Regions from separate parts of the Mus musculus genome. Here region 2 is linked to region 1. A link is a contact called in ENCODE POLR2A ChIA-PET data. All regions are on one chromosome and are shown on one strand. Each heading gives the region's core, a stretch centred on a gene start or an enhancer-like site at or near the end of the contact. The rest is flanking DNA. Distances are from core to core; before and after follow the strand shown. Region 1 holds the start of Rsbn1 (rosbin, round spermatid basic protein 1). Region 2 holds the start of Ptpn22 (protein tyrosine phosphatase, non-receptor type 22 (lymphoid)).

What was found. ChIA-PET counts read pairs that join two places held with the same protein, here RNA polymerase II (POLR2A).
Region 2: POLR2A ChIA-PET joins it to region 1 with 12 read pairs in Patski. The contact joins the promoter of Ptpn22 here to the promoter of Rsbn1 in region 1. POLR2A ChIA-PET finds 5 or more read pairs at or near these places in 3 of 5 experiments (Patski and embryonic stem cell).

What each region holds. Positions count from the first base shown.
Region 1 is chr3:103,911,193-103,917,023 of GRCm38, forward strand. It overlaps Rsbn1 (rosbin, round spermatid basic protein 1), which reads left to right and starts at 2,928. Exons shown (of 8, transcript NM_001356556.1): 1 at 2,928-3,961. The coding sequence starts at 3,259. Ptpn22 (protein tyrosine phosphatase, non-receptor type 22 (lymphoid)) reads left to right here. Exons shown (of 21, transcript NM_008979.2): 21 at 784-1,060. The coding sequence ends at 848.
Region 2 is chr3:103,857,026-103,862,856 of GRCm38, forward strand. It overlaps Ptpn22 (protein tyrosine phosphatase, non-receptor type 22 (lymphoid)), which reads left to right and starts at 3,252. Exons shown (of 21, transcript NM_008979.2): 1 at 3,252-3,465. The coding sequence starts at 3,379.

The DNA.
Region 1 (5,831 bases), core at 1,678-4,177:
GAGTTTTTCATCTTCTGTTCTCCCTCTTTCAAACCCTTCGGTTTTAAATTTAAGGCACCAAAGTTGCTAAGATGCTTTGAGAATCTACCACAGTCAAGACCTACATCGCTAGTGACAAAGAATAAATGTCCTCATCACGAAATTCTTTTTGAAAGCACCCAGTAATAGCTTTTATTTTATATGAAAGATTTTCATGTTCTTCATTGTGGAGGCAAGGAAGGTGCATTTCAGGAAGAAAAGTAATTATAACTCACTTAGAACCTCTTCTTCTCAGGATTATCTTATATTTTATAAGTTTTGAAACTTAATGTTTTAGTAAACTCAGGAGTTTCTGTGGCTGCATAGATACAGAACTAGATTTAATAATGCCACACTTAATTTTATAAAAGTGAAATTTGTTTTGTGATCAGTGGGTGAATAAAACAGATAAATGGTATTATATATTTAATTATTACAGGCTACTATAACCAGGGTTCTTCATATAGTTAGTACTATTAGTTAATCTGTAAATGCGCTAAGTTTAAATATTAGTAGTATTTGGGTTGGAGGTGTGCTCCAGTGGCAGAACACTTGCCTAGCCTATGCAAGGCCCATAGTTTGATCCCCAGTACAACAAAAATATTCAATTTTCATTTAAACTTTAATTACTAAAATGCCTCCACAATCTATTACTAAATTGATCAAAAAGGGTGCTTAAAATTTTAATGTTATACTCTAAAATTCAAGTATTAATTTCTGTGTATAAAAATACCCATCTTCATTCAGTTTTATTTTTGTCCTCAGGTTTCGGAAATCGTTTTTCAAAACCCAAAGGACCAAGGAACCCGCCATCAGCTTGGAATATGTAACGCACCTCTGGATTTATAAGAATATTTGTTAAAATTGTACCTGCAGATAAAGCTACTTGAATACTGCTATAATAATAATATCAGTAATGAGGATATATTTTGTCAATAGTCTTGAAAAGGAAAGCAATATGTGACAAACTTCCAGCAAACTTGTATTTTCATATTCCTTATATTTCACTGGGAACTGCCAATAAAGTTTGTACTTCAGTTTATGCTTCAAAGTGTATTTACTTTTCACGTTTGAAAGTTATTATATTTTACTTTCTTTCTATATATGAATTTTCTTTAAATATAAATTTTTATTTTGAGATGATGTCTCCTCCTCCATAGCCTTTGGAGGGCTGTGGTAACAAGCACACAAGTCCAGCATAAACATTAATTTCAATAGAATTGTAAGAATTTGATCATAACGTTCTCTTTAAAATATTTTTATGTATACAAGTGTTTTTGCCTGCATGTATGTACAGCACCTGTGTGTAGTGCCCATCGAGGCCAGAAGAGAGAACCAAATCCCTTGAATTGGAATAACAGGTTGTGACTTGCTACGTGGGTTCTAAACCAGGGTCCTCTGCAAAAGTAGTTAAACGCACTTAATTCACCATCTGAGTTGTCTCTCCGACCCTTCAACTAAATTTATACACTGCCTTAATATTAAAAATAACTTTAAAAAATAGATTTTGCTATGCAGCCCTAGGCTGGCCTCAAACTATTGATCCTTCTCCAAGCTGCAGACCGCTGCTATTGCAAGCGTGCTCCATCACGACTGACTAAAGGTTTTAGTTAGAAAACAAAGCACTCCTTCCTTTGTGCTTGCAGTACTGCTTGTGAAAATGACTAAATGTCTAAACGGAGTGTATCTCCTCAATTTCCCCAATTGTTGCGTAAAAGAAGGAAAGATGATGTACAAATAACGGCAGTGATCACTTCTGTATTGCTATGAGGTGTCCAACTGTATGTATGTTTACCCAGTTATTCACTTACCAATTCAAGAAAAAAAAATCAACAGCGGTTACTTTTTGTTAGCACTTTAACTTTCTTTTTTGATAGTGTGTTCTTCATAGAAAAGGCCCTATAGATAAACGTGTCCACATAAAACGAATTTATGTTCACAACCATTTAAAGGTACTGGTGATTTGAAAATGTATTTCTATATGACTATGGATTCTTCTAAGTAAATTATATTTCAAATCTAGTTTTATACAGTAAATAATTTAATGGCTCTTTATTATTGTAAAGGGTTGGCTTTACTTTCCCTATCAGTTTAATATTTTTACTTATGAAAATACAGCCTAGCAACAGTATTATTTGCGCTTTAATACTTTTTGTTGGGAAACCCAAATGCTAGGGCAAATTGACCTGTATTGTTACTTGTTTATTGTAGTACAATGTATACCCAGTAGGTGTTCAAGAACTTCTCTATTTTAAACGATAACTTTTATTACAGAAGTTCACTCAGCCTAAGTTACTTCTCTGGGAACTAGTGGTGTTAAACCACAGTGTCTTTTATATGCCTAGTACATCATTGTAGTCGGTTATTTCCAAATAGCTTTCTCAAGGACTTAAATGCAATTCTAGGTAAAAAGCTAAAGTAATGAAACTCAAAACGGATTTCTGAGTAAACACCATCTCCTGGCGAACAGTGTCAGGTTGACAGCGCTTTTCACATTTGCAAATTTATATGTATGGGTTGAAAAAAAATTAAAAATTTCTATCGAGACATTTTTTTTTGTTGTTAACTATAGCTGTATGTTCAACAAAAATGCTGGATTCTACCTTTCCAAGAATTGGAGGGAAAAGTGACTCTGGCAAGGCGGAGCTGCGCTCAGGGAACGCCTAAGGCAACATTTGCACCTGCCTTGAGCCTGCAGCGGTCGCCACAGCAGTGCTATAGGAAATGCTTCAAAAAAATTTTTTTTTTCTTTTCTGAATAGCAGCTTTACAATGTTCTACAGCGAAACCGTCGTTTTACATATTCCGAAATTCTTTTCCTCCTGGTTTGTCAAGGGTAAACTGGAGATTCTTTTACCTCACAAAGGCTATGGGGAGAAATACGAAATTGAAAAGTCACTATGGAGACCACCTCCGGGCAAGATGAAGGAGGAACACTGGAAGTGGAGCGCCTGAACACACGGCGAGACTCTGAAAGCTATTAACATTGTTTGGGCGGTTAGGGCGGTTGGCGGCAACTCGCCGGAGGGCGGCAGTTGCGTGGCACCCCGAAGCGTGCCTAGGCGCACGCTCCCCTCCGCTCCTCCACTCAGAGAGCAAAGTGGGGGCGGAGGGGGAGGGGGAAGAACGCGAAGGGCGGTGGAACTACAACTCCCGCAAGGCCTTGCGCGTCCAGGGTGCTTTACAATAGAAGCTCGGTTGGCGAGGTCTGCGGAGAGGTGTCGGAACTGCCGTTTCCGGCATGTTCAGGTCTACGAGAACGACCGATCAGTGGAGGGTGGGGGAGAGACTCCAATGCCCAGCGGGCCATGCGCGGGCAGCGCTTGCGCGAACCGCGGACGGGGGGGCGGTCGGGCCATTTAAATGTGTGTTTGTGGGTGAAATGGCTGCGCAGGTCGGAGCGGTTCGCGTAGTACGGGCGGTGGCGGCGCAGGAGGAGCCGGACAAAGAAGGGAAGGAGAAACCCCATGTTGGGGTTTCGCCGCGGGGAGTGAAGCGGCAGCGCCGGGCGAGCAGCGGGGGTTCTCAGGAGAAGCGGGGGCGGCCGAGCCAGGACCCCCCTCTCGCTCCCCCTCATCGGCGGCGTCGTAGCCGCCAACATCCCGGGCCGCTGCCTCCAACGAATGCCGCCCCAACCGTCCCGGGCCCTGTTGAACCTCTGCTCCTGCCGCCTCCGCCGCCACCGTCGCTGGCACCCGCCGGGCCCACTGTCGCTGCCCCGCTCCCGGCCCCGGGCACCTCGGCCCTCTTCACCTTCTCGCCTCTGACGGTGAGCGCGGCCGGGCCCAAGCATAAGGGCCACAAGGAGCGGCACAAGCACCATCACCACCGCGGCTCCGATGGTGACCCCGGCGCCTGCGTTCCGGGCGATCTCAAGCACAAGGACAAGCAGGAAAACGGCGAAAGGAGCGGAGGGGTGCCTCTGATCAAGGCCCCCAAGAGAGGTGAGAGCAGGCGAACCGCTGGGGCTCGGGCTGTAGGTCTCAGTGCCCATATCCCGCCCCTTTAGGACTGAAAGACGCCGCTCTACTCCCCTGAGCCCACTGGAGTGGACTCGGGATTGCAGGCGGTTGCCACAGTTTGACCTACTTGAGGCTTCTCTCTGAGGCCGAGCTGTCAGTTTCCATCCCTGTTTGCAGTTCCCCCGGAGCCTTTGCAACATTTATTTTCAAATTCGGCAGGGTTTCCGCGCCGCGCAGTGCTTGGCATCGGATTAGTAGGTGGGGTACTAAAACCTCCCTTTCTGAAGTAAAGGCTTGTCACTGAAAGTCCCTTCTTGTTCTCTTGCTTGGAAATCTTTAGTTTTTCTCATTCCTGGCACCAGCATATTTACAGGTTTGACTCTGGGCTCTGAGTTTGAATTCTTAAAGAGGTTACACAACTACTGGTTGCCTTAGCTTCGGCGAGGTTAAAAAAATCATTTACGGTGTTTATTTTTCAGCTAGACGTAGTAAAAATAGTTTTTTAAAAAAAAATATTAGCCCTTTTAATTGTTAGTATGGTTTAGGATTGGTTCGAGGAAGGTTTTATCACCCTCTGAGTCTAGGAAGTATACCAACCGTATCTCTGAAGGGAAGGAAGCGTGCAGTAGGATGCAGATGCAGATGTAGATTCTAGTTTCATTTCATTTTGCCAGAGCACTGTTTGAGAATCTCTGCAATTCCAGCAGTCTTTAAAGGTTTTTCACATAGAAAAAGTAGGACTAAGAGTGCTTTTGAGATGAATTAGGTTGGCCAAAATTGGTGTCTTCTATTGCCAGATACTTGTAGCATGTATTTATATTCTTTATGGAAGAAATGAAGCAGGGTTTTGGTTATGCCATATTTATACTTTGTATATATTTATAACTTATAATAGTCATAATCAGTAAATACTAACACACTAATGTGTTCGAATACTGGGTAATTCCAGTTATTAACATGTTAGTCTTTGATTCTAAAATTTCGAGTGTCTTGGATTTTTCCCATATATTTACTCACAATGCTAACCAGTTTGTGTGTGTGTGTGTGTGTGTGTGTGTGTGTATGTTTAGGTGAAATAATAGGTTTTCACTTTTCCACTGGACAGAACTGCATCTATATTTTTCTTTGGTGGTATCCAGATACCATCTTTAGGAGTATAACTGTGGCAAACTGACTGGTATGCCAGTTTTCAAAATAATTGCATATTGGAGTAGCTTATATTTTTACCCTTTTTCCTCATACTCCCTGGTGTGTGTCCATACACAGCCACAGGGACATTTCAATAATCATTTTCTTTAAATTTGTGCTGTAGGAGAGAATACTAGTGTCCTTGGCATAAAGCTGAGACTCCTAAATGCTAGTTAAAGCTTTATCACTATTGGCAGTCTGCTTGGCTTTCTTTCCCTTGCTTCCTTTTCTCCACTCCTTTGCCTTGACAATTCTCATTCCAGAGGCAGTCAGTAAGCTGACTAGAAATGATCTGAGATCTCTCAGTTCCCCTTTATGGGGGAGGGTGGTGCTGACACGTGTAGTAATTCACAGTGTGCGCCCCGGAAGACTGTACAGGCCCCGTGTTCTTTTAAAATCAAAACCAATTCTGTAATGCTGATGAATAGAATTTTCTCAGATGATGCAAATATTCTATATCTATGTTGTCGAATATGGTAGCCATATGTGACACTTAAAGATTTGTAATGTGACTGTGTGACTGAGAAACTGAAATTTTATCTTACTGTAACATACAACATGTTCCATACAGCTCATGGCTACTACATTGGACTGTACAGCTTTTTGCCAGTACACGAAGAAGAGAAATGGGTAAAACCAGGCTATTTGAACACTTTTCACTTCT
Region 2 (5,831 bases), core at 2,002-4,501, 54 kb before region 1:
TTAGATGAAAATCCCAATGTCAGAGATAGGAATTGCCTACCTCTGTTGTTAGATAGAAAGCACACACACACACACACTACAAGCAATTGTCAATGTTTCTGGGTTTCCATCAGAACTAAGATCTTGCTGCCAAAGGTGACATATGCTTCGGTTGCAAGACATACTGAAATCAAGCTGGTGCTAAGAAGCTTCCTTTCTGGTGGCTAACTGGTGCTCTGCAGGCTGCTGGGGAGGCTGGTCACCAACATTGTTATTTAGCTGTGGACATCTATACAATAACGCCTACTGGCAATATGAGCCCTGGGGCAATGGCAGCAGGTCTCTTCAGCAGATAACCAGCAGCTTTCTGAGTGGATTTGATGCCCTTGCCATCTACATGGTACTATAAATCTGGTTAAATGCTCTGGCTGGGGGAAAAGAAAAACAAAACAAAACAACAGCAGCAACAACAACCAAAACCTCTGGCTGGGAGGTCATAGGCCCTTATAGGGCATCCACTGCTGTCGTTTTGCAAAGCGGACGTGATGCGCCTGTCTAACTGCCTTCTAGATAACTTTCTGTCTATAGAGTAGTGGTGCTTTCAGTTTTGGTCAGAGAACGTACTGTCTGCAGTGATAGGCAGTGACTGCAGAGACAACTCTGGTCAGAGTTCTGAGAATAAACCACTGGTGAGTGCTCAGGAATAAATGGGACACCTACATCACCCCTCCCCACCCCAAAACCCAGGGAGCACTCCCAGAGAAGGGACAGAGAGAGATTATTTATTAACTTTTTCTTTTAACTTTTCTTTTGTTTTGAGACAGAATTTTACTGTGTAGATCAGGCTGGTCTTAAAACTCACAGAAATCTGCCTGCCTCTGTCTCCTGAGTGCCAGGATTTAAAGGCCTATCTTTCCAGTGTAAAGGCAGGCGAAGGCGGTTGAAGAGGTGGGGAATGCTAATCTCTAAGTGGGACTTGGGTGTTACACTCTTGAGCTCATGGAAGCTGTGCCACTCGTAGAGGATCCACACAAACTTGAGTTTGTGTCAACTCAACACTCTGTCGCGGAGGGTAAGGGATTCATGGAGTCCCACCCCAGCCTGAAGATCTCTATGCCGGTAATGGTTGGCAGGGAAGGGAGAGAAGTCATCTTCAGTGTGAGACTCTGGTAAGCTATGCATGCTCCCCTAAACTACCCTAATGAAGCTCACTGGGATTGAAAACTAAAAAAGACATGAAAGTGGGAGGCAGGAGATGGTTGGCAAGAGGAGAGGGGTTAGGTGTGAAGAGAAGAGAGGGTAAGACTGAATGCGTAGTGTAATCGGAATGCATTAACTACAATATGAAAATGTCATGTAATCCATTATGTGTGACTAATGTATGATAATAATGTTCCTCTTTCTATTTTTATGGCCTACACACACACACACACACACACACACACACACACACACACACACACACACTTAAATCTAGATTCTCTGTTTAAGGGGAAAAAACATGTAATACTTGCCTTTCTGAGTCTGGCTTAAATTTCATATTTTCATATAATTTTATTTATAGTTAACTTAGGATTTTTAAAGTATTTAACTTTTGAGACAGTGTCTTGCTATATATAGTTCAGATAGGCCTGCACTTTGTAACCATTCTCCTATCTGAGCCTCCTCAGTGCTAGTGTTACAAGTATATTCCATTATACCCTGAAGAATGTTGTATTCTTTTTAAAAATAAAGCTTCCCCATATTTTGTATGTTTTAAAATAGTCAAATATTGCATCATTTAGAGTAGCAAGAAATTTCCTGTTGTTGCTAGACAAGGATAATCTCAGAGATTTGTTTTAGTCTCAGGAAATATTGCTGAAGAATTATGGTTCATTTTAATTTGTGTGAACTACATTTGAAATTCTTTATGTGAAATACTAACTTCAAATTGCCTGCCAAGGGTTCAATGAAGAGGGTGCAGCGTGTTTTGTGTTCAAAATCATGATTTTCTGAAGGGAGTTTGAATAGTGTAAAACCAGAAAGGGTTGCTAATATCTTAATAGAGGAAGTCCAAACTACACCTTTCCCAGTTTTTTTTTTTAACTTGAAACTAATTTTGTAACATTCTGTTTACTGAACTTCCTCATTTGCAAGGGTTTTCACACTGAATTAGATCTTGAGTGGATTTGTGCCCATCGAAGAGAGGATTTATGCAAACGGAGATGTGGAAGCATTCTCTGGAATAACCTGCCTTGTTAAGGCACTGATACCACAGATGTGGACGGCTCCCTGAAACGCGATCTTTTCTGAGATAGGCTCTGTAGGATCAAAATGTCAACATGTCTTCATGAATTCTTCAGCCTCTTTCATTCTTCCTCCCTCCCCTTCTGAGAGAGAGAGAGAGAGAGAGAGAGAGAGCGCTCACTTTGTTTCTCAGGTGTCTCAAACTCTGAGACTCAAGTGATCTTGCAGCTGGGGACAGTCCTGAGGAGCTGGGACTGCACCACCTCTCCTCAATTCTCTCCAGACAGGCTGACCTAGATAGAATCTGTATGGTTCTCAGCAAGCAATATTTTAGCTTTAGTTCCGTTTTGTCCTTTCGCTGTTTGCTAGCAGTGCGTTCTGGGGATATTGTGCTAACTGCCTCCCCGGTGCTTCCCATCCTGTGTAGAGCTGTACTCTCAGTGTTTGCAAAGCTACTGGAGGTCTGAAGAAGTACAGAGACCAACACTTCCCTTAATGAGGGCCAGTACTTCCCCAGTCACGGGTGAGATGGACCATCAGAAGCAGTGGACTTTGCTTCCTCTAAAAGAAAAACGTGAGGTTTATAATGGAAGCTTGACAAATTCTGAAACAAAATGCCCGCTTGATGAGCAGAGGTCTGCCATGATCATATCTATAGGAGACTTTGGGGATAATGGTCCGGGTCGGAGATAGGTAACTCCAGTGTTTGTCTCCTCTCCTGCAGCAGGGCATAGGTGGGCGTCACCCAGGCCTTTCTGCTCACTGGGATGTGAAAAGCTGAACTCACAGGTTAGTGCTGTACTTTCTGCCTTTCTTCTGGGAATGGAAGAACTGAGTGCTGTCTGAGACTGACAGCGTGGAACAGTCTCTGAGCTAAGCAGACCACAGTTTGTGTTCTGGTTAGCCTCTTGTTTGTTACATTTGAACAGTAGCCAAGTTTCTTTGTTGAGAAAGGAAGGCGCTAGGGCCCTGCAGGGAGATGATGGCTTTGTTGTGTGACCACAGAAGCTAGTTTTGTACTAATTTCCTCTAGGGCTTGTGATGAAGTCAGTAAACCACAGCCTCCAGCACGCTGTGCTCCTGCAGCAGCAGTGGCTTCTTGGTGCTGCCTTGGCCATGACACATATTTGACATGCCCTCCCTTAACCTACTCACAGACTCTTGCTCTGCGGCATGGACCAAAGAGAAATTCTGCAGCAACTACTGAAAGAAGCCCAGAAAAAGAAACTCAACAGTGAGGAGTTTGCCAGTGAATTTCTGGTGAGTTCTGGAATGCTCTGAAGAGTTCTTAGATAAACTGTGTAGCAGTCTGTGGTGGCCCAGTTTGCCTAGACGCAATTGCTGTAGGGATAACACGACCATGGAGTTTGGAGTGGAAGGGAGGAAGGCGACCTAAGAACATAACCTCTCTGGGCTTTGTTGTGTCTGTGCTCAGGGTTTTCTCCAGGTAGGCTGGTTTTAATGTTGGGTTTGCTTGTTCTTTTGAGCTTAATGGTCCTACAGAAGGTATAGACAGGTGTATGGATATTAATGCTTTCTGAACATCTGCAGAAAGCATTTGCATTGTGACATATGCTTCAGATTACTAATAAGAGTAGCTTTTCATGTTACGTGTTATTTTTAGCTTCCCTATAGGCTATCATTGGGATAACAGGGGTTTGAAAAACACCAAAAACTCTCATTTTGCCACTTTTTCTCCTATCCCTTTGAAAACAAGTTGATTATTAGAATAGGCATTTTCCTTTTTAACAATAGCTGGGCTTCTTTAACTTATATTGTCTGGAGAAGTGGGCTAGGGAGAGTGGGGAGTAGAGACACGTGAGAGACATGGAGAGCAAGGTAGCCTGGGAGCAGGTGGACTTGATTATCCAGAACTCAAATCCACTTAGAGGGAGCCATAGTTAACAGTGTAACAAAAGCTGGGCGGCCCATTTTCCATCCCTGTCAGGCACATCAGATAACATGGTATTTGACACACCTGTCATGCTTTTGGTTTTTGCTTAGTGTTTGTTTGTTTGTTTGTTTGTTTGTATCAGTATGTAGCTCTGTCTGGCCTAGAGCTCACTATGTAGATCAGGTTTGGCCTTGAACTTAAAAGATCCTCCTGCCTCTGCCTCACTGGGATCAAAGGCATGTACGACCACACCAACCTGCTGTGTTCTAAAAGCTTCTAATTGGTATTTCAGAACTGTAAGAATGTTAAGCCTTAGCCCTTCAGCTTTGAATTGAGAAAAATAAAGAACATCGACATGGTCATCATTCAAATTATCAAATATTTAACGTGTTCCCAAATCACCCTAACTCTTTGTTTTCTAGGTTAAAAAAATGAGGATAATAATTTATGTCCTATCTATCTCATTTTGGATTATTGTGATGATTATATCATTAATTATAATAATTAAATGAGAACAAGGTGTTTTGGAGGCACCCAGAGACCCAGTTACTTGGAAGGCTGAGGTGGGTTAAATCTTGAGTTCAAGGCTCGCCCAGGCGACTGAGAGGGACCGTGTCTCAGAAAAGGGATCATTTAGGAGCACTTACTATGTACCAACTTTGTTTCTTCACACTAAGATACAATAGTAAACAAAATGTCTTTGCCTTCCAGAACTAGCGTTCTGGCACCAGATATTAGAAGAGAAAACTATCCATGATGTTTTCACTGAACAGATATCACTATTAGATAGCACAGCAGGCTAGTATATAGTGGCCCAACTTTGAGGCTAAGATATTATGCCAGCTTATGGTGTCACTTAAATATTTTCTTTCTGCCACAAGTTCTCAGGGTAGTTTAGGCACAGGGTAGAGTTGCCTATGTGTCTACTTAGATCCAAGCATGCCTTTTGACTGTATCACTGAGACATTCTTAAGGCAATTTATTAAGATATAGAGGGGACGTGAGCTGAGAGGTAGTGACATCTTTGTCTTACTTGGGTTGTATTTTTCAAAACAGAGCAGACTATATCTCTAATATTTTAACCACTCGTAGAGGTCGTTATAGTCTCTTACCAAACTGGCTGCCACCTCCTGACTGCTTTCTCTGTTTCTAGCCTTGTCCCACCTTAATTTTCTTAGACAAGGACTCACTATGTAGCCATAGCTGGGCTGGAACTCACTGTATAGACGAGACTAGCCTTGAACTCAGAGATCCACCTTCTGTTTCCTGAGTGCTGAGATGAAAGGTGTACAATGGTGTACACCACCATGCCAGGCTCCAAAGTGCTCTTTTAATTACATAAATCTGGTCATATTTTTCTCAGCTTAAGAACTTTTTTATAGCTTGTATTTTGTTAGCTGCTTATAATTGTGAACTAAAATATATATTTAGAAAAACTACACAAAACATGTGAATATAGTTATAAAGGAACCAGTGCTAATGCGGTTACTGCACAGATCAAAAAATATAGCACTGTCTAACTTGGAGAGATTCCCTACTGTCCCTTCCACAACTGGCCTCTCCACCCACCCACCCCACCCCACCCCACCCCATTCCTCCACCCCATCCCACCCGGGTAAATCACTGTCCTGGGTTTATATTAATCATCTCCTTGCCCTTCTGGCTCCTTATACTTAAGAACCTTCTTTTGGGTGGTGATTAAGTGGAACCTCACTGTTCACTGACTCACGTC